Regions from separate parts of the Mus musculus genome. Here all the other regions are linked to region 1. Evidence: chromatin loops called from intact Hi-C (ENCODE). Cell type or tissue: left cerebral cortex. All regions are shown on one strand.

Region 1 (8,000 bases):
GGGGTGGTAGTGGGGAGGAAGCTGGGGCAGGAGGAAGTGCTGACTGCAGAATCCAGGCCTGGTGGGTTTTCACTGTTCCTCCAGCGTGTCCCCTCACCCCTACCCAGGGAGTGCAGAGAGGGGCGTGACCTTTTTGGGTACTGGGCACCAAGCAGTGGGACTAGACCTTCCTTCTTTCTCTCATTCATTCTTGGGAGGCCTCTGGGAAGTGGATGCTCTCCATCTGCCCATCTTACAGATGGGGAAGTAGAGGCACAGAGAGGTTGAGGGCTTTGCTAAGGTCACACAGCGAAAGGGTGGCAAAACTAGAGCAACATGGTATAGAATGGTTAGAAAAATTATTCAGCTTTGTACCCAGAACACAAATATAACCAATTTATCCCCCATCTCTCCCCTCATAATAGAGTTTCCAGATACAATGTGGATTGCTCAGTAAAATTTTAATTTCAAACAAGCAATGGCTCATTGATGCAGAGCTCACTAGTGAGGCCGGACTGGCTGGCCAGCAAGCTTCAGGGACTCAACTGTCTCTACCTTCCAGCATTGCCACGGCCCACTTCTCACCTAGGTGCTGGGAATTGAAGCTTCGGGGAGGGGGGGGGGGAGATTAGAGGTATGCTTGTAGAGTACTCAATTAGCTGAGCCATCTTCCCACCACCCTGAAATACAAACTACGTTCTCCCCATCTCTATTCTTCTTCACTCCCCTAAATCTCATGACTTTCCCCAGCAGCCCACTTTTTACCCTTGCCAGGCACTGTCAACAAGCCATGAGGGCATCCTGGCAGAGCGATGCTGGCCTCTGTTTAGCGTATATGCGTGAACAGTTTTTACTTTATTGTGAAGTTTTTCATGAGCAACTTAAATATGATTGGAGGAGCTGAGACTTGGGTTGTTCATGACATTTGCCCAGGATAATACAGAACATGTGTATGTGACCCTGATGTAGCCCTTGCCTAGTAATAGGCACGAGCGATGCTTTCTGAAGCCGGCTGCATTCGCTGTCTTGCTACCTTTAGCCAGCCATTCCCTCTAGTGCCAGCACGTGAGAGAGACCAGGCCTGGGCCACATGAGTTTGAGCCTTGGCTGGTCTGGGGAGGAAGCTGAAGTGTAGAGATCATGAACCCTTCCTTAAGCCTGACCTGGTCACTTTCTGCTTGTGCCTAGTCCTTACCACGCAAGGGAAAGTGCATGTTACCCACGGGGATCTATGTGCAGCGTCACCCATTCCTTGATGAAGTAGCAGGGCCGTGAAGGCCCATGGCCTGAGGAGTTCCAGGAGGCTGAGGCTGCTCAAGCAGGAGTGGACTAGCCTGTGCCACACCTCCATCTCGCCTTGGCAATCCTTTCTTTACCCGATAGGACTCTCCAGTGAAAAGTCTCCATCTTAAAGAAAGTAACCTCAAGATTTGCTTTATAGCCGACTCTGGGGGATTGGTACACAATCTACTTCCATACATTCTTGTAGTTATAGAGAGAAATTCCTGCTTTGCCCGTTCTCGCACTCTCTGCAAACTTTTGTTGCCCCATGTGTTATAACCTATGCTAAGCAGTATCCTTCAACGCTTAATGAAGGACGTACAATTCGTGTGTGTGTGCGTGTGCGCATGCACGCGTGTGTGCAGCTGTTTGTACAATGGCACTCAGAGATGAAATGTTTCCAGAGGGTTTTGGTCATATCCTAAATGTGACTGTCAAGCGCTTTGTAATTTTTTTGATAAGCTGAGCAAAATCATGAACCTTCTGAGCAGGAAAAAAAAAGCGCATTTAAAAATCACTCCAGAATCTGCCTGCTTCTTCTCAAGTCACTGCTGGCTATCTTGGGTCTCTGCCCTGGCTGTCTTGTGGGTCCCAGCTGCCTGCCTGGCTTCCATCACTGCAGTCTGTTCTCCACCCAGGGTCTGAGGGGTCCTGTGGAGAGTGAAGCACAGGTGGTTCAGGGCAAAAGGTACCACTTCCCATCACTCACAGAGTAGAAGCGAGACCCCGAACAATGGCCTTCAAGCATTCACCCTTCTCTATGCCTCTTCTGTGTGTCTCATTTGGGAGCCGCCACTTCTGCAAACCCGCCATCTCTTGTCTTCTACTGCAGCTTCTGCTTGCTCAGCCTTGCAGCTGTTGGGATATCCCGGAGGACTGTGGGAGCAAGCCTGGTCCCTAAGGGACAGAAGGTGGAGAAAGCATGGTTTTCTCCAGACCTTCAAAGAGGAGAGAGAGACACTTTTGCTTTAGCTAAGGGGTGATTTTTTTTTTTTTTTTTTTTTTTTTTTTTTTTTAGAAACTCTGTAACACAACCAGCAAGGGATGTGGCGGGGCAAATCTGTCTGCCCACTTTTGCAAATAAAGTTTTATTGGCACATCAAGCATACTAAGTATTATCTGCTGCCATTTTCTGTCCTGTTAGCACGGTGGAACAGCTGCATTGGAGGCTCTGTGAACTTTAAGCCTTCACTATTCACTCTCTGGCCATTCATTATGAAAGATGCTTGCTTTTCTCTGTTCTTCCTGACATGCACTTCTTCTACTGACTTTATTTTTTAGAATTTATTTTTTATTTATATGAGTATATTATAGCTATCTTCAGACACATGCCAGAAGAGGGCATCGGATCTCATTACCGATGGTTGTGAGCCACCACGTGGTTGCTGGGACTGGAACTCAGGGTCTCTGGAAGAGCAGTTAGTGCTCTTAACTGCTGAGTCACCTCTCCAGTCCTCCTACAGACTTTTATGTGAAGAAAATGAAGCCCCAACATTTAACAAACAGCTCAGCTGCACTCCAACCTGGAACTGCCTGACTCTCAAGTTCAAACCAAGTCGTGCCTCAGGTAGACTAGGCTAAGCAGTGATCAGGCCATAAGCCAACTCCGTGTGCCGGAAATGCAGCTTCTTCATTTTCCCTGGTTGGCATGCTTGCTTGCTTTCTTGTTTATTTGAGACAGTGTTTTCTTAGGTAGCCCAGGCTGCTCCCAAGCTCTTTCAGTTCTCCTGCCCCAGTCTCTTGTGTTCTGTAACTACTGGTATACCAAGTCAGGCCTGTGCTAATGTTTCTCTATGTAGCCTACAACACTAAGCAGCAGTAAACCATACTTGTTCCACTCCAGTAATCTGAGAGTAAGCCCCAAGCCCCAAACTAACCCACTATTTTAACGAGTCCCACTAGCTCATTGTCTTCCAGATTCCCTCCCTCTCCCAGCTTTTCCAGGACTTCTCCAGAGTCCTTGGAGCAGTAGAAAATGGATTAAATACATGTGTAGAACTTTCTGGATCTGGTTGTCCTTTGCCCTGTCTTGGTTTAACCTCAGACTCAGGACCACTAGGGTCAAGTTGGTTCTGTCTAAGCTCTGAGTGATCTTGGGCAGGTGCCTCGGTTTCCTTGTGCGAAACATGAAGATCGCCATTTTCTTAATCTAATCATCCAGCTCGAAGATCTCCCTGCTATAACGGATGGACGGCCCTGCAGTGGTGCTGCACACTAGGGAGGGCTCCTGTGGCATCCAATGCTCTGGAAGGCAGCCACTACCCCCATTTCAAGGACATTCCTGTAGCAGCTGTTGCCCCTGAAGGCCCCTCCCCCCCAGTCCTCTCAGTCCCTGCAGGTCACCTCACCTAACAAGGACAGGTATATACATTCTGAGCTCCATGGAGTCAGACCTTCTGCATCTGACAGCTGGGGCCACCTCTCTTGAGGACATGTTGTAAGAGCTCACTGGAATTTCCCCCTGGATACTCTCTCTCTCTCTCTCTGTATGTGTGTTGGGGTGGGGGCAGGGGGTGGGCTGAAGGAGGAGGCTTCCCCTGGGATGCATGAGATAGTGTGTCCGGGGCTCTGCATCCCTGTTGGTCCTACCCTGACCTCCAAGCACACGTCGAACACCCAGAACCTCAGCCAGATGCTCTCTGTTCTCCCTGCCTCCCTCCCTGTTCACCCCCATCTTCTGGGTGGCGGTCCCACTTTCTCTGCACCATCCCACGAGTGCCCTATGCCTTTGTAAAAGAGACAGCCAAGCTTCAGTGTGGTACTACAACCAAGGGGATCTAGAATCTGTGTCTCATTGACAGGGAGCTGCTGTCAAGTCTCTTGCTAAAGAGGTCAGGGAAAGCTGCTCATAGACTCCAGCTGCCCGCTGGCCTCCTTCTTTGGCTAAAACCTTTCCTTCTCTTCCCTGGGGCAACTGGGAATCCTTATCCCCTTTGGAGACTCATTCCAGCAGATCCACTAGGTGGGGGTATTGCAGAAGACAACTGAGCGAGCCCCATCTCAGTCTGCTTAGCCTAAATGTTCTCAAGGTCCTTCCTCACTGAGGGCAGCAGATCTGGTATAGCTAGTGGGCTGCTCTATTGGGTCTCAGGAACAGTGCAGGACCAGGGAAGGGCTTCTTAGAGGAGGTGTAGCCCTGAGAAATGGCTGGATACACCTGTGTCAGAGGTCGCTTCACAAGAGGCTGAGAAACACACTCGCTGATGCCCAGTGAAACCAGGTGAGAGTGGGAAGGGCCAGGCAGGAAGGAAACTCACAGGCATACACAGCTGTTTCTGCAGCAAATGAGTACGGACTGGAGAAACAGCAAAATTAACCTAAAAGAAGCTAGTGGGCAAGAAAAGACTAAAAACCCTTCCCCATCTGGGCTACATACATCTGTAAGAAAAGCCCCTGGTACAGATGTGGGAGATGTATTGTGTAAATGACTATAAAGGTATATGGTGGCCCAGTGCTTTTGGAGGCAATGCTCAGTCCCAGCTCAGAGCCCTCTCCCATCCTCAGAGCACGTCCTGTTTCAGTAATGGAGTCTAGTTCCATCACTCAGAATGGATCCTTGGTACAATTCATTGTCCTTGGGACACAAGAATCTAGAGACTTCAGTGGGTGTCCTCCAGGCTCAGATCTGAGCCTATCACATTCCTACCAATGATTGTGTGGTATGGGAGGCATGTTTGAAACAGCCTGCTTCACAGTAGGTCCTGCCACTGTGTGACTTGGGGACTGCCTTAGTTAGGGCTTTACTGCTGTGAACAGACACTATGACCAAGGCAAGTCTTATAAAGGATAACATTTAACTAGGGATGACTCACAGGTTCAGAGGTTCAGTCCATTATCATCAAGACAGGAGCATAGCAGCATCCAGGCAGGCATGGTGCAGGCAGAGCTGAGAGTTCTACATCTTCATCTGAAGGCTCTTAGTGGATGTCTGGCTTCCAGGCAGCTAGGAGTAGGGTTTTAAAGTTCACACCCACAGTACACATCTACTTCAACAAGGCCACACCTCTAAATAGTGCCACTCCCTGGGCCAAGCATATACAAACCATCACAGGGACTCTATCAAGGGGGAAGACACCATTGAGAAAAGCTCACATGGTTTCCCCATGAAGAACAGGAGACTTGCAGTGCAAATTATGATGATGTGGATAAAGAGAGCCAGCTCCATTTTTAAATATGGACCTCACACATTAAAATTCAATTCTGCCGATGTCGCAGGCTGGGTGCTTCTGTCCAATCCTGACAATACGTTCCTTCCCAATATTCAAGTATGGGTGGGCCTATGGCTCACTTGTCACCCACACAGTGATACAGAAGTGGTTCTGTGACATCTGAAGTTGCTGCATCACTAAAGCCGTGCTGGGTCAGGATGTGGTGTGACAAATGCCACAATGTTGTGACTAAGCATGACACTGCCTCATGCTTTCTGGGTAGGCATTAAGGGCTTACACACAGTGTAGACAGTAGAGATCATGAACAGTGTAAGCCTTGTACTCAGTGTAGACTTTAGAAGATTAGATGCACCACAAACGTTAAAGGGTTAGGCACACTGCAGAAGCTAGGAAGGTAAGACTCCTGGGGTATCCCTAAGAATGTCCACATGCTCTTGGCAGTCTTGGCGTCTATGCGGAGAGTGACACAGTCCTGAGGACTCCGTGCTTCGAGGAGGGCCAGGCCAGGCCAAGCAGGGAGATCTCTGGAGAAACCCACTACCTCCAATGAGACAAGAGATGCCCCAGCCTGGCCACACCAGTCTTCCCCTCTTGCAGCTCCAGCCTCCACCTGGTCACCCGGCTGTGCACCTTCCTGAAATTTTGGGCCAACAGAAACATGGGGAAAAAAATCAGATAATCCTGATTTTAAGCTCCAAGCTTTTAGGATGATTCTTCGAACATCTGTGGTATCTGAAGCAGCAGGCATTCCAAATGGGGGACAGTCAGAGAGCAGCAACACAGACTGTCCCTTCTTAGGAATGAGGTCTGTAGGGAATCTGTTTAGCTGCCTCTCCTGTCCTCAGCGATTCCCTAACCCACCCACCTTACCTCCTTCTGCTATTCTAGGTACCCCTCTACTTCTGGGACCATGGTGTGCCCCGGTTCGAGTGCCCAACAGGCGTGCAAAAGCTATTATAATAATATCCCCACTGTAGATGGCTGATCTAACAGCGGCAGAGAGGCCAGAACAAGGAAGCGGGCATCCAGGAAAGGTGGGAAGATTGGAACACTGTCCAGACCGACCTGCAAGGTTCCTTAGACAGCACAAGCACAAGCACAAGGCCAAACTCCAACCTAGAGGAGATGGATGAACAAGCAAAGGAGTCACATAATCTATGGGGTTAAAAAGGCAGAGCTGGCCCCGATCCTCCTCTGGGTCAGCTTACCTCAAGGTGCCCAGAACCTCATAGCCATCTTGGCTACTTAGGAGAGCATGTCTGGGATGGCTGCACATAGAAAGATACTTTCTTTTAGAATTACATACTTCCTTTTAGAACCAGAGGATTTCCCTTTGTCCATTAAAACAGAGAATATATATATATTAGTAACTTACTTCTCTTTCATTAGGACTGAACATTTGACAAAGGTGATCTAAAGGACAGTGTGAGGATACAGGCCCTCGCAGCGGATTGGCTCACAGTGTGAGGATACAGACCCTCGCAGCGAATTGGCTCACAGTGTGAGGATACAGGCCTTCTCAGGGGAGTGGCTCACAGTTCGAGGATTCAGGCCATCACAGCGGGGATGACATGGTGCACGGAGGAATGTAGCGGGAAAACCTCATGTCCTTACATCTGAATGAAACAGAGTGAGAACAGGAAGCAGACGGGGTTTACAAACCTCAAATGGCCCATCCCAAGGATGTACTTCCTCCAGCTGTACCCCACCTTCCAAAGATTCTACAACCTCCCAGAACATCGCTCGCTACCAGATGGGGACCGAAACGTTCAAGAACACTAGCCTATGGGAACTACTTTATACCCAGATCCTAACAGAATATTCATTTAGTAAAGTATGTGTGGAGGTAGCTTATATTATATAACGGATAGATTTCCTTTTAGGTGACACAGAGAGACTATCTGAGCTATCCCAGAAAGCAGGGCGGGGGGCGGGGGGCAGTCCTGGCCTCCAGGATTGTCCTACTGAGCCACTGGATTTGAAGGTGCTGAGGGAAGGACTCCCAAGTGACTGTGTGGTGATCTGGAAGCTACATAGTAAGGTGATGGAAAGAGAAGTGTTTTGCTACCAACTTTCGTTCCTTAGTGTCCAGGGGTAACCATACCCTGTATTTAGCCACCCCACGTCTGGAATGGGCAGGCTCCCAGGGTGTCTTGCAAGGTAACCACAGCATATAAATCCTCACAGTATGGGAGAACAAGGCTGTGAGCTGTTGATGCAATGCGGCTGGTCACACAGACCCAACGTTGGCCAAAGGCTCACGGGGTCTGGCAACTTCAGAAATGGCTGGCTGGAGGAAGGGGGCGGGGCTTAAGGGGCAGTTTGGACAGGTCTGTCGGCTCCCCAAGCCTTCCTGTGCAGACAAGAGCGAGCTCGTGAGAAGGGAAGCAGATCAATGTTATGGCGGTCCTGCTGGTCCCATGGCCACGGCCCAGTTCCTTAGCTCCGAGTTCTCTAGGAAAGGCCATCAGCAGAGTCAAGTCACACTGGCAGTTCCACAGATCTGTGTTTGGGAGCTAAGGAAGGAAGTCCCGACACACAGAATTCAAGGTTGCTTCCGGACTCCCATGT
Region 2 (8,000 bases), 390 kb after region 1:
AACTCCCAATGCCCGCAATCCAACTAATACTCGGGCTTCAAAAATGTCCCAGAAAGAGAGAGACTTCCCCTACTCCCCACCCCACTGGGCAAAAGAAACTGCTCTGTAATTTCATCCCATTTGGTTAGCTATTCCTAGCTGCTAGTTCGTCAGGAATGCACTTACTTCAGTAGATTCTGGCTGAGACGGGGTATGCCCATCCCAGTGCCAAGCTTTCTGACAATGATGAACAACAGAAGTACATTTTACACCCGGCTGCCCACAGTACAGTCATGCACAAGTAGATCTAGAAAACAGAACCCACGTTTCAAAGACTACTGTGCTCTCTGTGTGGTGTGAAGTACCCAGTGGTTGAGCCTGACTCGTTGAAAATGTGTCTCTCATCTCACAACTGGATTGAGAATTGTGGTCTAGAAAATTCCAGGTTCCTATCCCAGGTATCTCGGCTCTCTATAGCTTCTGCAAAGGAGGCATTGCCACGGTGGGGCAATGACTAAGTGGCCAGCTTTCCTCTGATGCCCTTTAGTTGCCTTGGCTCCATTCTGGTTCTGTTCAAATCTCACATTTCTCAAAAGTAAACGGCCTCAGATGGACCAAAAGCCTCTTAAAGTAGACTGTACGTCGGGAAGAGTCCTTGGCCCTTTTGCATGGTGTTCTGCGACTGTGTCCCCAGAGTCACTGAGAGCACTTTCTCCCGAGGGAAGTTCACTGTATCTGTTTCCATGGGGATTTTCACCTCTGCTACACTTGTTGCTAGGCTCTCTTTCCCCCAAATTGCATGGCAGGGTAGATGGCTAGTTTTATATTTGAATTTGGCTAGACCACAAGACTCAGACAGGCCTGTGCTGGGTGTCTAGATTTGATGCTCCATTCAGAGGACTAAGTGAAAACCAATTCTCATCCACCCTTTAATTTACCTACTCCCAAACACACACACACACACACACACACACACACACACACACACACACACAGCTACCCATCCATTTGCCCATGTACTCACTGTACTATAGCTGTTTCCTCCGATCTGGAAATTACTATTGACATCCTGGATAGAAGATGAAATCCCACACATGAGCCACTCCTTTGTGGAGAGAGTGGGAAGACTCAAGGCTCCTGAGCCTTCTCCATCCTGAGATTATGTAAGGGGTGAACTGAGGTTGGACGTTGGACATCGGGTAGTGTAGTTTGCCCAGAGGGCTTTCTGGTGATGTAGCTGCTTGTATCGCTTTTAAGTAACCCCAGTAAACCCACTGGTTGACCACGCTGGACTTGAACTGAAGAGTCCTTCCTTTGGTGTGTCCGTGTCCTCTCTGGAGTGAATACATGGGTTGGTTTTTTTATGTGTCGCTGGGGAAAGTCACATGTATATACCCACCCCGTCCTCTCATTCATTCTTTGGTTCATCTATCCCTCGACTGATCTGCCTTGTGTCATACTTGGATCCTTTGTCTGCAAGAGTTTGGAGACTCAAGATACGGCAACATGTGAAAAGCGTCATCAGAGAAGGCAAGAGGAAGGTAGGCAAGCAGAGGAGGAGGCAAGGAGGGTCATGATGTCCCAGGTACATAGGCGGAGCCTGACATACAGTCGATTGTTTGTTGATTGACTTGGCTCCGTCGCTCCCCAGGAAAAGGGCCTGTGATGGCAGAAAGGGAACACATGGGTGTGCCAGGTTTGTAAACTCAAACCCTCGTGGATACGAGAAACACTTACCTGACAGATGGACTACCTGACACTCTGTCAGACACACAGTAGGTGCCCTATCCTTGGATGCTATTAGGAAAGGCTAAGGTGGCGGGTGGGGGTGGGGTCGGAGGAAACTGGCGCTCGAGCCTTGCTCACTGCCATGTAAAGGTGTTAATGAAATGAAAGCATTTCCCTTCCAGTCTCATAGCTGTGGCAAGACTGAAGCCCAAGGGACAGCATATTCTCAGGGACATTTTCCATTGTCCGTAGCTCTTCTTTTGTTTTTATTATTGTACACCACTCAAGGCCACCAGCCAGTCTTCCACTACCCGTTTGATTTTTAGCACAGTCTGTAGGTTCCTACTTTCCTTATCAATAAAGGCTTTGGTGATGAAGAGTAGGTCTCCTTATGTGGCTTTGAATATGTTTTAAGATTTATTTTTATATTATGCATATGAGTGTTGCTTGTATGTATGTATGTATGTATGTATGTATGTATGTATGTATGTGCATGGAGTGCTCCTGGAGACCAGACCAGGGCATTATATCCCTTAGAGGTGGAGCTTTAAGCAGTGATTGGCCATGTGGGTGCTGGAAACTGAACTCAGATCCTCTGCAAGTCCTCTTAAGTGCTGAGCCGTCTCAGTGCCCCCATTGATTGCATCTCTCAGTGTGTCCGCTGCTAATCTGAGTTGTCATTCTCCATGAATGTGCAATGCAAGATTATTGAGACATCAGGGTTTGAAAATCAGGCACGGTGCTGCACTAAGTACTTCAAGGACATCCTCAAGTACTCAATAAGTTTGAAGCCACCTAGGATATGGGAGACCCTTCTTCAAAACCGGAGACTGGGAGAGAAAACACACAGTACCTTACTTTGGTGTCTATCACGTAGTATCAGTTCAGTTAAATGATGTTTGAGTTATCTTTGCTGTTTCACAAATCACCCCAAAAGTAGCAGTGTAAAACAACCATTTTAGTCTGGTGTTACACAGCTGTAACCTTAGCACTTAGGTGCTAGAGGCAGGAGGACTATTACAAGTTTGAGACCACCTTGGGCTACATCGTGAGTCCCAGGCCAGCAAGGGCTATGTAGTGAAGTGTAGAAACTCTTGTTTCTGAAACAGTGACGTCAGGCTGTCATTCAAACACAAGATGCCCCACTTCCTTATTTTCAGCGCATTCCTTACTCTGCCAGAGCATAAGTCAAACTGATCGTTTGCACATCTCATGTGTCTTTAACAGGGTGTCTAGCAGGTCCAGCTGACACCGAGCAGCTTCAGCAAAGTCAAGCACACCCACTTCTTTCGTACAGAACCTTTTTTTGGTTTGGGTTTGTTTTTGTTTTTCGAGACAGGGTTTCCCAGTCTAGCCCTGGCTGTCCTGGAACTCACTCTGTAGACCAGGCTGGCCTCGAACTCAGAAATCTGCCTGCCTCTGCCTCCCAAGTGCTGGGATTAAAGGCGTGCGCCACCAGGCTCGGCTTGTACAGACCTTTCTTAGGACTATGCATTTTGTTTCAGAGAAGCTAGCTACTGCCATGTCCCAAACCTCACAGAGCACCACCGCCCGGCATCCATATTCTCGGGGGCAAACTGGGTAACAGCCCCACACCCGTGCCTATTTGGGGGTACCCACATTGCAGGCAAAATCCAGGGGTGTCCTTCCCTGGTCCTAAAGACTGCCAAGAGAGGCACCATGGTTCCTCTTAGCTCTAAGATCCTGGGTGAGTTAACTAATTCCTCTAACCTCAGATTTGTCAGGTTTAATGTGAACAAAATTCAGCCTTGAGCTGGGCAGTGGCAGGTCTGCCTGTGCTGATACACACAGATGGGCCCAGAAGGTTCCCAGCTCGCCTTCCCTCCCCAGCCCGGCCTGAGAAGAGAGCGCACGCGCCCCCTAGTGGGCATTTCTGCCGCTGCCACCTGAGCGGAGGCGTCCTTGGAGAGAACAGATGTCTAGATTGCTGTCCCCTGCTGGTGTGTAGACAGTTGTCTGAGATTTAAAAGGCAAGAAATTATTTCAAAGAAGGTGAGAGGTTTGAGAGCTGGGATTATGAGCACCACCCCCCACATTACAGACGGTGACTTTGAGGTCACAGAGAAGTGGCTTGATGGTACTAGGATGGATGGGTGATCTCCATACACCTGAACGCCAGCGTGGGCATGAACAGCCTGGGCCAAGATGTCAACGACATCTCTAATACCTAAATTCTTCCCAAAGACTACTCAAAGAATATAAGTTACTTACTCGTTTATTTATCATGCTGGAGATTGAACCCAGAACCTTGCGCACGTCAGATAAAATGCTCTGCAACCAAGCCACATCTCCAGGACAAAAGTTACTGTTTATAGAGAACTTCCTCAGTTAGGTCAAAAGGCTTCAATACTTAACCCTCACCCCAAGATGGTAGGAAGGATTTTCATTTCACAGCGCGAGTGGAAGCACAGAGCGACTGAGCCAGTTGCTTAAGGTCACACAGCTAAACCGAGAGGATGCCGTCGCTTAAACCCGCACTGCTGCGTATTGAAGCAGCACTCCAGCTCGCCTCTCAGGAAGCGACCTGTTGGCTACGTGGATTAGCCAGTGGAGTATTTCTGATGTTCCTGCAGGGTGCCCACCTGTGTGCAGGAGCTGTGGAGAATACAAAAGATTCATGAGACTATTTGGTATATATGATTGCTCCAAAATTGGTTTTGACTACTTAATAAACGGTAAAATCCCCGGGGAAATACTGGTATGATGAAATTTAAAAGAGTGAGTTTTTCAAAGTAGGAAGAAACTGGTTAATAGCAGGCTGAAGGGCAAACATCTTTAAAAAAAAAAAGAAGCAACCTAGGGAGATCAACACTGTATTAGTGGCACGTATGATCTGTATGCCTGAGAGCAGGAAAAATGCAAAAGGGTGTGTGTGTGTGTGTGTGTGTGTGTGTGTGCGCGCCAGCACCCTGAGTGACTGAAGCACTCGTACAGACTCGTACAGTGACTGAAGTTCATTAGGACTCTAAGGAAGTGTTAAAGAGGAAACCCGCCCTCCAGAGCATCAAGGGGCTGGAAGATAAACGATGTCAGATAGGTGCAAATTGGAAGCTGCAGAGGCAAAGTCCTGATCTGAGGAATACATTTACAAAAATATCAGATAAATAATAAATTATTAAATATGTTAAAAGCTAAAAGGATCCTTGCGTCTGCAGGGCTCTTAAATTCAAGAGGAAAAAAAAAAGATGTCAGGTTGGTTTGGTCCTACAGAGTAGAGGGAGGGGACTGGAGACAGGCCGTCTGGCTGCATTGATTCTCCACTGAAGACACAAGGAGCACCCTGGTAGAACATTCACAGGAAACCACTGGCCCAGCCTAGGATGGGAGGCCCCCCAGGAAATGGTGGAGCAAGTTCCAAATACTGGGACATTCTGTGCATGGGAGATCCCAGTCTTTACTCTTTCCCTGGAGGTCAGGCTAGGCAGGAGCCCCAGGGAGGGAGAGCTGGGCTGCTGAGACTCCTCTCTGCACTTTCCTGCAGGCCCTTGACTGCTGCCTGTTTCCAGCTGTTAGCAGCTGCTCAGAGCAGCCAAGCTGGAAAGGGAGCCTGAGTGCATTGGGAGCGGGGTGTGTGTGTGTGTGTGTGTGTGTGTGTGTGTGTGAGAGAGAGAGAGAGAGAGAGAGAGAGAGAGAGAGGGAGGGAGGGAGGAAGAGGGAGTTTTTGTGTTAGAGAGTTTGGGAGGGGGTGACCATCCACTTTAGAGTGGTTCCTTCCTCCAACCTTCAGAAATTGGATCTCTTGGGTTTCTCATGATGTGGGTCTCAGACTCAAACTTCAGACTTGGCAGCAATCACTTTTCCACATTGAGACATCCATTGGTGTTGCTAATACCCGAGATGACCAACTTGTGAAGAGGGTAAGGTATATCCTGGCTCTTGGTTTTGCTTTGGGATGCTGGCAGCATTTCATTGCGAAGACTACTGCTCACCTTACGTCTGGGAGGAGAAAGAAATGAAGAGACCAAAGGCATCAATTACACTTCTAGTTATGACCAAATACCTGACAAAAAGCAAGGTAGGAAAGAAGAGCCTGTGGAAGCTTACAATCGGAGGGGACATGTCTGTCATGGCAGGGAAGCCATAGGGAAGGTGAGAGTGGCTGGACACACTGTACCCACAGTCAGGAAGCAGAGAGAGAGAGCTGAACACTGTGCATTTGAATGTTGGTAGCATGGATCCACCAGCTAGGGGTCCAGACTGGACAACAACCAAGAGTTCAGAGTGCATTTTCCCAACTGTAGTGGTTTAAATGGGAATGGCCCCTGTAGGCTGCTGTATTTGAACGTGTGGTTCCCATTGGGTAGAACTCGTTGGAAAGGATTAGGGGGTGGCCTTGTTGGGGGTCAGTGTGTCACTGGGGGTGGGCTTTGAGGTTTTAAAGCCCACACTATTCAGTTAGCTTTCTGATGCTTGTGAATGAGATGTAAGTTCTCAGGTACTGCACCAGCACCAAGCCTTCCTGTCTTCTGCCATGTTGCCATCCATGATACTTATAGATTCTAACCTTCTGGAGCTGTGAGTCCCAGTAAACGCTTTCTTTTGAAAATTACCTTGGTCTTGGTGGTTGTGGTTCTTCGTAGCAATGGAAGTTATTGTGAGACATCAGCTCAATTAAACTTTCTTAGAAACACCCTCATAGACACACCCGTACGTATGTTACCATAGTGATTTTGAATCTCACCAATCTGACAAAATTGACATCATACGAGACTCCCACAATCTATTTAAAACACATGTCCCAATAACAGGAAGACTTTTCATGAAGACCTTTCCCCCAAAAGTTCCACACCTTCCATGGACATCAAAATGGAGATCAGGCTAGAAGCAAGCTTTCAACATGGCAGGCGGGCACTCATGATCCCCAAGACAGCACCCCAGGCTCTGCTGTAGCTTCTAGATAGCTCCTCCCACTTTGCCTGTGAGAGAGACCCTATGGCAGACGCGGAGCTAAGTGAGCATGCGTAGGGAACTCAGGGCCTGTCTTGGCTTCCGGACTAGCTGCTAGACTTGGACCAGGGCTCCACCACTAGGTTACACTGAGGCTCAGATCCACTCATTCAGTTAACCAAGGTCTCAGGAGAGCTCCACCAGTCCCTTCAGAGAGCATACCTGCCATCACCTGAACACTTAGGTAGGTCTGTCTGTCCTAAACACCCTATCGCTTCTTATGTGACTGCCTCAAGGCCAGACCACTGGGGGACACACTCAAACAGGTCTAGAGCCTAGCCCTTGGTGATCACGGGGACAGAAGAAAAGCATTCAGGGTCCCCTGTGGGCTGGGTGCCCATTTCATTTCCTACATGCAGGTGTCCCTGCTTGTCTTGCAGAGAAGGTCAAAGGATGCTGGTGTCAAGTCAGGATCACCCTACCGGCCTCTTACTCCAGACCCTGGCTGCTTGCTCTCTGCCCCATCTTTATGAGGCTGTGTTAGGCCAGAGCTGCTGATCACCGTTCCCTCGAGCTGCTATGTTTTATGTGGAGATTTAAATAAATGTGACTCTAGCTTACTCGGCGTCCTCCCTGACATTCAAATGGGACTCGGAACTTACTCCACCCCCTAGTTTTCTGAGATGTCATTGTCATATCTATCATATCAAGGATGATGGCGTCTCTCTTTATATCCACATCTCACATACCTTGTTTGTTGATGTCCTACTTATGTGTCTCTCAACCCATTTAACCCCGAGGTCCACAACAGGAGAACTGTATTGGTCTTCCAGTCTTCACTGAGACCAGCAAATCTCCTGTGCATAGCAGCTATTTGGTGTCTCTTTGAGGGCAAATATTCTTTTTTTTTAAGATTTATTTATTTATGTATATGAGTACACAATCGCTGTCTTCAGACACAGCAGAATCCCATTGGATCCCATTACAGATGGTTGTGAGCCACCATGTAGTTACTGGGAATTGAACTCAGGACCTCCTGAAGAGCAGCCACAGCTCTTAACCCGAAAGCCATCATCTCTCCAGCCCTCGGGCAAGCATTCTTGAGTGACAGCACCAAGGCAGGTTGAGATCGTCCCGACTTACTCTTTACCAGGGACTTGCATGGTGAAGCCATGCTTTTCTCACCTGTAAAATACCAGGCAAGAATACTGTGTACCACGGAGAATGGATGCATATCCATTCGTATGGCTGGATGTTCACACAGCAGCGAGTGGAACCAATGTCAGGCTATAAGGCAGTGTATGAGGTTAAATGTGAGCTGCGGCGTGCACTCAGATAGGATAAATATAAATATGACAAAAATAAAGACAGGAAAGAAGGGATGT
Region 3 (8,000 bases), 260 kb after region 1:
AAATGTACCAGCCTGGAGGGTGATGAGTTTGGGGAGGGCAGGCTCCCAGCTATTCATTAAGACACTCTTGCTAGTCTTCCTAGTTAAGAGGTGGCAGAAAGGCCCCGCTGGTTGGTGAGGCCTTTCCTTTTCTTGGGTTTAATTAGCCTAATTTGGGAGCTCACCTTCACCACAGGAGCTCAGGGGCAACTCATGTTTATACATTTTCTTATTAAAAAAATTAATTGATGACATCTATAACTTCCCAATTTTGTCTTTAATAAGAGGAAGTAACTTAGTAGAGATAATTCTGTCCCAAAGCTACCCAAACTTGGCATTTTCTTAAGTCATTTCTACTCAGCAGTGAGTTCTTAGATCTTTCCCATTAAGCTTGCTTTCTTCTTCTTCTTCTTCTTCTTCTTCTTCTTCTTCTTCTTCTTCTTCTTCTTCTTCTTCCTCTTCCTCTTCTCCTCCCCCTCCCCCTCCCCCTCCTTTTTCTTCTCCTTCTTCTCCACATCTTTTCTTATTGTGGAAATTTTTCAAACATTCAGAAACTGGAAAAGGTTATATTGTGAAGACTCACACATATAACAACCTGCCAAGAATTAATCCTTCACCCATAGGCTATCTCTGAAGTTTGTTAACTAAGTCATCATTTATTGATATTACTTTTGGCTTTGTTACAAGAATATTTTTAATCTCTTTAGTTATGATTCTCTCTCTTTCACACACACACACAATCTGCTGATGCCATTTAGTGGTGTTGTGACAAACAGCAATTTGGTTTGGTTTGGTTTTTCAAGACAGGTTTCTTTGTGTAGCCTAAGCTGTCCTGGAACTCCCTCTGTTGACCAGGCTGACCTTAGCCTCAGAGCTCCACCTGCTTCTGCCTCCAGAGTTCTGGGATTAAAAGCATGTGCCAACACCACCCAGCTAACACCTATAAGGCTGCTGAGAGAAGGAGAATCAGTCTTCTCCATGAACCAGTCCTCTGATAGGTTATCCAGTCCAATTAGTCAGCCCTAAACATATATGAACCCAAACACCACCATGCCAACTGCTCCAGGTCACTCCCAGTTTCTCCCCTTAGCCCAGCTTTGGACTTATTGTCCCAGCTCATCCTTGATGAACATGAAGGTAAGGGGGACATTGAGAAAGTGATACCTAACAGCTACCCCCTTCAGTAACAATCCCTGAGCTCAAGCCGAAGTTTCTACTAAAAGTGAAGTATGATGTGACATAAAACCTGTGGCATTTCTTTTGTGGTGGCTTGAATGAGAAACGTCACTCCCAGGCTCCTGTGTTTGAACCCTTGGCTCACCACTGGTGGTGTCCACTAGAGAAGTTATGGAACTTTTAGAACACGAAGGCTTGCTTGAGGAGGTATGTCACTGGGAACTGATTTCCAAGTAGCCTTGCCTCATTGTCATTGACTCCAGTGTATGGCTGAGATATGATCTCTCAGTATCCTGTTCCTGCTGCCATGCCTTGTGTACTAGCTGGTTTTCTGTGTCAACTTGACACAAGCTGGAATAATCACAGAGAAAAGAACCTTCCTTGAGGAAATGCATCCATGAGATCCAGCTGTAAGCCATTTTCTCAATCAGTAATCAAGTGGGAAAGGCCCAACCCATTGTGAGTGATGCCGTCCCTGGGCTGGTAGTCCTGGGTTCTATAAGAAAGTAAGCTGAACAAACCAAGGGAAGCAAGCCAGTAAGCAGCACCCCTTGATGGCCTCTGCATCAGCTCCTGATGAAAAGTCCCCTGTGTAAGTTCATGTCCTGACTTCCTTTGGTGATGAACAGCAATGTGGAAGTGTAAGCTGAATAAACCCTTTCCTCCCCAACTTGCTTCTCGGTCACGATGTTTTGTGCAGGAATACAAGCCTTGACTAATACACCCTGTCAGTCATGACCCAAAACAAATGCACTTTAAGATGCTTTGGGTCATAATATTTTGCACAGAAACAGAAAATTACCAAATATCGCCTTCTAAGCCATCACAGGTGCTGGTCACTGCCAATCTTCCTGGGATCAGCTTCCTAGTGCTGAGCTAATTGGTGAGTGACAAGCAGCAAACAGAAGGATTTTAGGAGCTGTAAGGTCGAAGGCCATGTCAGGCAGGTACAAAGAAAGAAATCAGACAAGGATGTTCTTTGTGTAGGAAAGCACTTTAGCCATGGCTACACTCACAGAGCTGATGGGAAGCATGCTCCTCAAAAGCCTGATGTTCGGAAGCAATATTAGCAGTTTTGCAAAGAAACTAAGAGCTGGGACTTTTCTCAGACCTTAAATCAAAGGCTAGTGTGATTTTTTTTTTATCAGAGCTGCTTGGTGATATATAGGCTTATAAGATTTTTGACTTCGTCTAACCAATATCTAGCAGACAGCAGCCAGAACAGGTCCAGCACCAAAAAATTCTCGAGAAGTAAGACTGGAAGAGCCTACCTTAAACCACCTACCAAAGCCTCCAATTTGCTAAAGGTTACCAGTTCTCATGTAAAAGAGATCCAAGGAGAAAAAACACATAAAGGAATCCAAGTGTACTGAGGACAGAACTCCTGCCGACCTGCAGATACTACAGTGGTGATCATCAGGACCAGATAGTATAGAGAGACTTACGTTTGGCCCTTTCTTTTCTCTTATTGGCACTTCAAGGCATTTGGGGATATGAAGGATGTGGTACATAACTTGACTCTGGAGTTTACGTGTCAATGAAAATGATGTTACCCTGAGGTTTAGGACACAGAGCACTGCACAAGAACCAGACTGGGATTTTGAGTTGTATTCATGGAGGAAGGGCATTTATGCATGGGAAGAAGGTGTAAGAGTTATTTCATGGTCAAAAAGGCAATGCCATAGAGTCTCCAAAGCTAACCTGGAACACATTTCCCAGCCTCACAAGTGGTTTGCTGTGGCTGCAGACTGAGCTCTAGTCTGTATAATATGTGTCATGCTCACATCTGACTGGCCTGGCCCACACAAACCTCCATGCAAGCCACTTCACTATCACTGGGTTGATTTCAATAAACATAAGAGATTTGGATCCCACGTGCTTAAGACTACAGAGCCACAATATGAAAAGAACCTGGAACTCTGACATACTGCTTTGAGGAGAGCTAACTGTTCTTCAAGGCTATATATGGGAAGACAAGAACTTCTTTTATGATTGCCACCACTATTTAATGTTTATCTGTTAATATTCACCTCTTAACTAGTGCTCCAACAGAAAGGAGTCCAACTGTTTGAATTTTTACCTCCTATGGGTAAAGCAACTTCTCTAGCCTCCCTGACAAGACTTAGCAATGTGGGTCCTAGGTGGGTGACTCCATCATCTCTCAAGTCAGAGAATGGTTTACTAAGGTCAATTCTGTCTGGGACTGGTCAGAGAGCTTGAGGGACTATTTGGAAAGGGAGTAGAAGTCCTCTCCATGAGTATGTCCCAGAGGTTCTAGGGAGTGCATCTCAGTATCTGGGAGCTCTGAATCACTCTGCTATGTGCCCCTCTCACTCTTCCTTTATGAAATCCAACTCCAGATGACTTGAGGCTTGGGCCAAGCATGGCCCCAACCATTCCATGCAAAATGCTTACTTGGACTTGTCCCAGCTAAGAAAGGAGAGGAGAGACCGAAGAGACAAAGCATAAGGTCCAGAAGAGACAAAGACCTTCCTGGAGGCCAGGAATAGACCCTACTCAGGAATCCCTTCTTGGTAAAGCAGAGCTCCTCTGCACCAAGGACGTTCTATCTCGAGGAGTCCAAGAGAGTATCAAAACCAGCCTCAGTGTGACACTTCCCCCACTCGCACAGAATCTAATACAACCTCAGTTCTCAGACCAGGAGATTCAATGAAGGGTGTGCTGAGAAAAGAAATACTAGCTCAATTCTTTATGCCTTGAAAGATATGTATTAGTGAGGATAGTCAGTGATCCCTTTCAAACTGAGCTGTTTGAGTACAAAGAGTTTATTCTAGCCCTCTCTGTATTTTAAAGACAGTCAGCCTGCCTGATTAGCACTGAGCATTCTTGTAAGTGAATCTAATTAGCCTAGATACACAAAAAGAAAGATGGAATTTGGAAGATCGGGATGATCTCCACAATGCAGCTTTCTCATTGTATGTTTGAATGTTGCTGGGTATTTCAACTTCAAAAACCTACATTCATGGGGCTAGAGCCATGGTTCAGTACTTAAGATCTTGCAGAGGACCCAGCTCTGGTTCCCAGGATCCATATGGTAGCACACACAATCATCCTTAAATCCAGTTCCAGGGAATCCGATGCCCTCTTCTGACTTCCATGGGTACCAGACACACTCATGGTACACAGACATACATATAGTCAAAACACTCATACAGTTAAATAAAAATTAGTAAATCTTAAAAAAAAAAAACCCCTACATTCTGCTTTAAAGTCACTAGTCCATACTCTTAACATCCACAAAAGAAGATGACAATGATGCCCCACGTGCCTCGGGTTACAACTCAGTGGTGCAAAGTACATGCAAAGTACTCTAGTGCTTAGTTAGCCGTGCAGTGTGCATGAGGCCCTGTGTTCTATCTCTGGCACTATAAAAAATAAAATAAAAGAAATGTCTGTATAGATAGTTCAGTCAGTAAAATGCTTGCCTTGCAAGCCTGAGACTCTAAGTTGTATCTCCAGGAGCATTTAAAAAGCTGGCCATGGTGAGGCATCCTTATAATTCCATCACAGGAGAAGTAGATAACCCAGCTCCTGGGGAGCCAAACTAACCTAGTTAGAGAGCCCATGAAGAGACCCTCCCCCAACAAGATGAATGACATTTGAGGAAGGACACCTAGAGTTGAGCTGACACTCAGATGTGTGTGTACACGAGCGCACACACGCACACACACACACACAATTTAAAATAAAAAGATGGACTGAGAGTGACATGTGCTTTTAATCACAAGACTCGGGAGGCAAAAGCAGGCGGATCTTTGTAAGGCTGGGGCCAAGTGAGTCTACATAGTAAGACTACATAGTATACTACATACGATGAGATCCTGTTTCTAAATAATGTGTTTGCTTTGCTGACCTCACTGGTGTGCTGACAGACCCAGGGGCGAACACTTAAAAAGGCATTTTATAACTGCAGGGCCCTTATATTCCTCTTCCCCTACCCTTAGTTGAACAATATTTCCTGGACTCTGTGACTAGCTCCTTCCAGGATTTTCTTATTGAAACTCCTCGAAACCCCAAGCTTTATCCACTTTCCGCATGAAGATGGCCAAGCCTTGACGGGCTCAAGAACAAGTCGAGAACACACAACTGATCATCAACAGATCTGGGAGCGAAACCCAAGTCTGATTCCAAAGCCTCGGTTCCTTCCCCTCTTTTCTTGCCCTTCCTCCTTATGCCCTGACTCTTCCTCTGCCTCTCCCCTCACCATCCCCCCTGCAGAAGTGAGGAGGTGGTTCCAAAACACTAACAGCCAAATCACCTGTCCTTTCATGAACTCAGAATTGTGACTTGGCTCTAGTGTGGGGTTTCTGACATCTCAGAAGGAGGGCAGAGCCTTTTCTTGGTCTAGGGAGAACTTGGATTGTTAAGCTCAAATCCACCAATGTAATTACATTTACTTGTTCACAATTGCCTTGGGCATGGGCATTGAATTTGGGGCCAATGTGGCCACTTATGAAGCCTTTTGAGAAGGTGTGATTAGAAACTTATTTTTACATCTAAACACTTGGATGAGACATTGGCGTGTAAAGATAAAATCCCTGGAGCTGTGGCAGCTATCCTGTTTCAATAGGGAGAAATGATCTGACACAAAGTAAAGAAATGAAGGCAGGTGAGGATATGGAAAACAGTAGTAACCCAGGATAGCACTTGGCTTAAACTACACACACCCTATTTAACAATGCATTTAACAGCCTGGAAATTGAACATGCACCAGCATGGAGATGCATGTACACCCCACTCCAAATGACTACAGTAAGTTAGGTCCTCCCTAACCATCCTTTAGTGACTTCCTGTGTTCACTCAAATAGGTCTCGGAATATATCTGAGGACTAGAGGAAGGGGGCCCATCCAGGCTCACCTGTGTCTTAGTGCAAGCCCAATGAGACAAACTGTCATCAGAGTGAATTGCATGTGACTGGAACCAGATACATCCTGAGAAAGGACGTGCACAAGGAAGAAAAGCTTGTCGACTCAACCCTGTCAATCAAAACAGAAAACTGTCCCTGTCCAGCATCTAGTAACTGACTCTGACTCCTACTGGGTGCAACACAAAGGACTCTCCAAAGAGTAGCACTAACTCAAGTAGCCCACTGCCTCCTTGCTGTGTGTCTGACCTATACTTTTGCGTTAGAATAAAATTTCTTGCTATTTTGCTATTTGTGTGTGCTTCTTCGATTCCTTTTACCCCCATTCAAAATTTCATTTTATTTTCTTCTTCTGTCTCTATGAAGGCAGCACCTTCCGTGGGCTCTGGTGGAGGATGTGAGGTAGCAGTCAGCAGGTCTAAATCAATGTTAGGGTATTCTCTTCCTAGCTCATGAGATCAATTTCTGGCTACCTTGCTATGAATGGCTCAGCTCAGTTGGTTGGAACAAGAGTCACCAGTAAAACAAACCTCTGGGGGTGTCTATGAGGGAGTTTCTAGGTTAGGTTAATTGAAGTAAGAAGATCCACTTAAATGTGGGTTGGCACCATTCCAAGGGCAAGTGTCCTGGTTTGCAAAAACAAAACAAGACAAAAATGGAGAAAGCAAGAGCTGAGCACAATCTGTTTCTCTGCTTCTCAGATGTAGATGCAATGCAATCGTCTGCATCCTACAGCTGCTGCTGTGCCTTTCTGGCCATGATGGACTGTATCCACTGAGACTGTAAGCCAAATAAACCTTTCCATCCATAAGGTGCTCTGTGTCAGACATTTGATCACAGCCATGAGACAAGTAACTAACACAGCCCATTTGAGGATCATATGACAAGCTACCCTGAGTGTCCTTTCCACCTGCCATAGGCATCCAAAGTAGCTGACACACCCAAACACCAGTCCAGTGCAGCGAGTCCATGACTTGATGCAGAACGTTCAACTAGAGAACGAGAATGAGTCCCTTTGCTTGCCTTGTGGGAACCAAATATTCCTGAATATTATTAGGGCATCCAAGTTCCTATCCATTGTTTCCCAGAGAAGGACCTGAGGCTTCAGCAGGGAAACTGTCCAAACTCTTGTACATGTTAATAACAGAGATGCTATGCATCTGAGGACTTCTGCCCCATCAGAGCTGCCAGTCAGATAAGTTGCCTGAAGAAAGTCAGGGGTTGGGGCTCACATTTTTAATCCCAGCCCTCAACAGACAGATGGAGGCAAGCAAATCACTGTGAATGACCAGGTCAACCTGGTCTACTTATCAAGTGCCAAGTCAGCCTGAAACCCCATCTCAAACAAACAAACAAACAAACAAACAACAAACAATACCTAAAAATAATTAAGTAGGTTTAAAGCAGCCTACAGAAGTAAACTAAGCATTTGTCACATTGCTTGTATAAAGGACACCATCATTATTTGGATATAGCTCTTATAACAGCAGCAAACTGAACCAGGAGTGGAGATGGAGGTGCCTGTGTGAACTTGTGCGTGCGTGTGCGTGCGCGCGCGTGTGTGTGTGTGTGTGTGTGTGTGTGTGTGTGTGTGTGTGTGTGTGCGCGCTCTCGAGCACACACACTTGTGCTCGTGCAAAGTGAAGCAGCCATCTGTATGGGAGGGGTGGGGGGGTGGGGGGTGGGGGGGCAGCGTGTGCTGCCAGCACCAGGCTTACTGGTCACAGCAGCTGCGCTTCCCAGAACTCCCCTCCTGTCCTGCCACTGATGAATTGCACTGATCTGCAAAACAGACAAGCCTGCAATTGCCTGCGTGCATTTAGTCTTCTCAAATTAAGCCAGCTTCGCTTCGAGCACAGCATATGGAATTTTCTGGGGTGTTTATAAACACGGATACACTCAAACCCTCGTCCACTCTGCTTAAACCGTACCAGAAATAGCATGAAGAGCAAAGCCATC

The links. A loop is a pair of places that touch in the nucleus more often than their neighbours do. Peaks named below come from ENCODE experiments on the same cell type or tissue, not always from the same donor. Only the 100,000 strongest peaks of a DNase experiment are listed, where the experiment ranks them.
Region 2: it touches region 1 in a loop (4-fold over the local background); 9 of 42 quality-filtered maps call a loop at or near these places.
Region 3: it touches region 1 in a loop (2.5-fold over the local background); 5 of 42 quality-filtered maps call a loop at or near these places.

Annotation. Positions count from the first base shown.
Region 1 is chr5:52,520,645-52,528,644 of GRCm38, reverse strand. No RefSeq gene overlaps it. Among named protein-coding and RNA genes, the nearest start is that of Lgi2, 42 kb to the left of the region's middle. In left cerebral cortex, a CTCF peak has its summit at 4,209; a DNase peak (open chromatin) is centred at 4,232.
Region 2 is chr5:52,127,881-52,135,880 of GRCm38, reverse strand. Gm40302 (a long non-coding RNA gene) reads right to left here and starts at 5,539. Exons shown (of 3, transcript XR_868417.3): 1 at 5,450-5,539; 2 at 4,090-4,323; 3 at 1-1,639. In left cerebral cortex, a CTCF peak has its summit at 3,597 (motif pointing left); DNase peaks (open chromatin) are centred at 242 and 3,587.
Region 3 is chr5:52,263,309-52,271,308 of GRCm38, reverse strand. No RefSeq gene overlaps it. Among named protein-coding and RNA genes, the nearest start is that of C130083M11Rik, 51 kb to the right of the region's middle. In left cerebral cortex, no CTCF peak of the experiment used is centred here; DNase peaks (open chromatin) are centred at 4,028 and 7,962.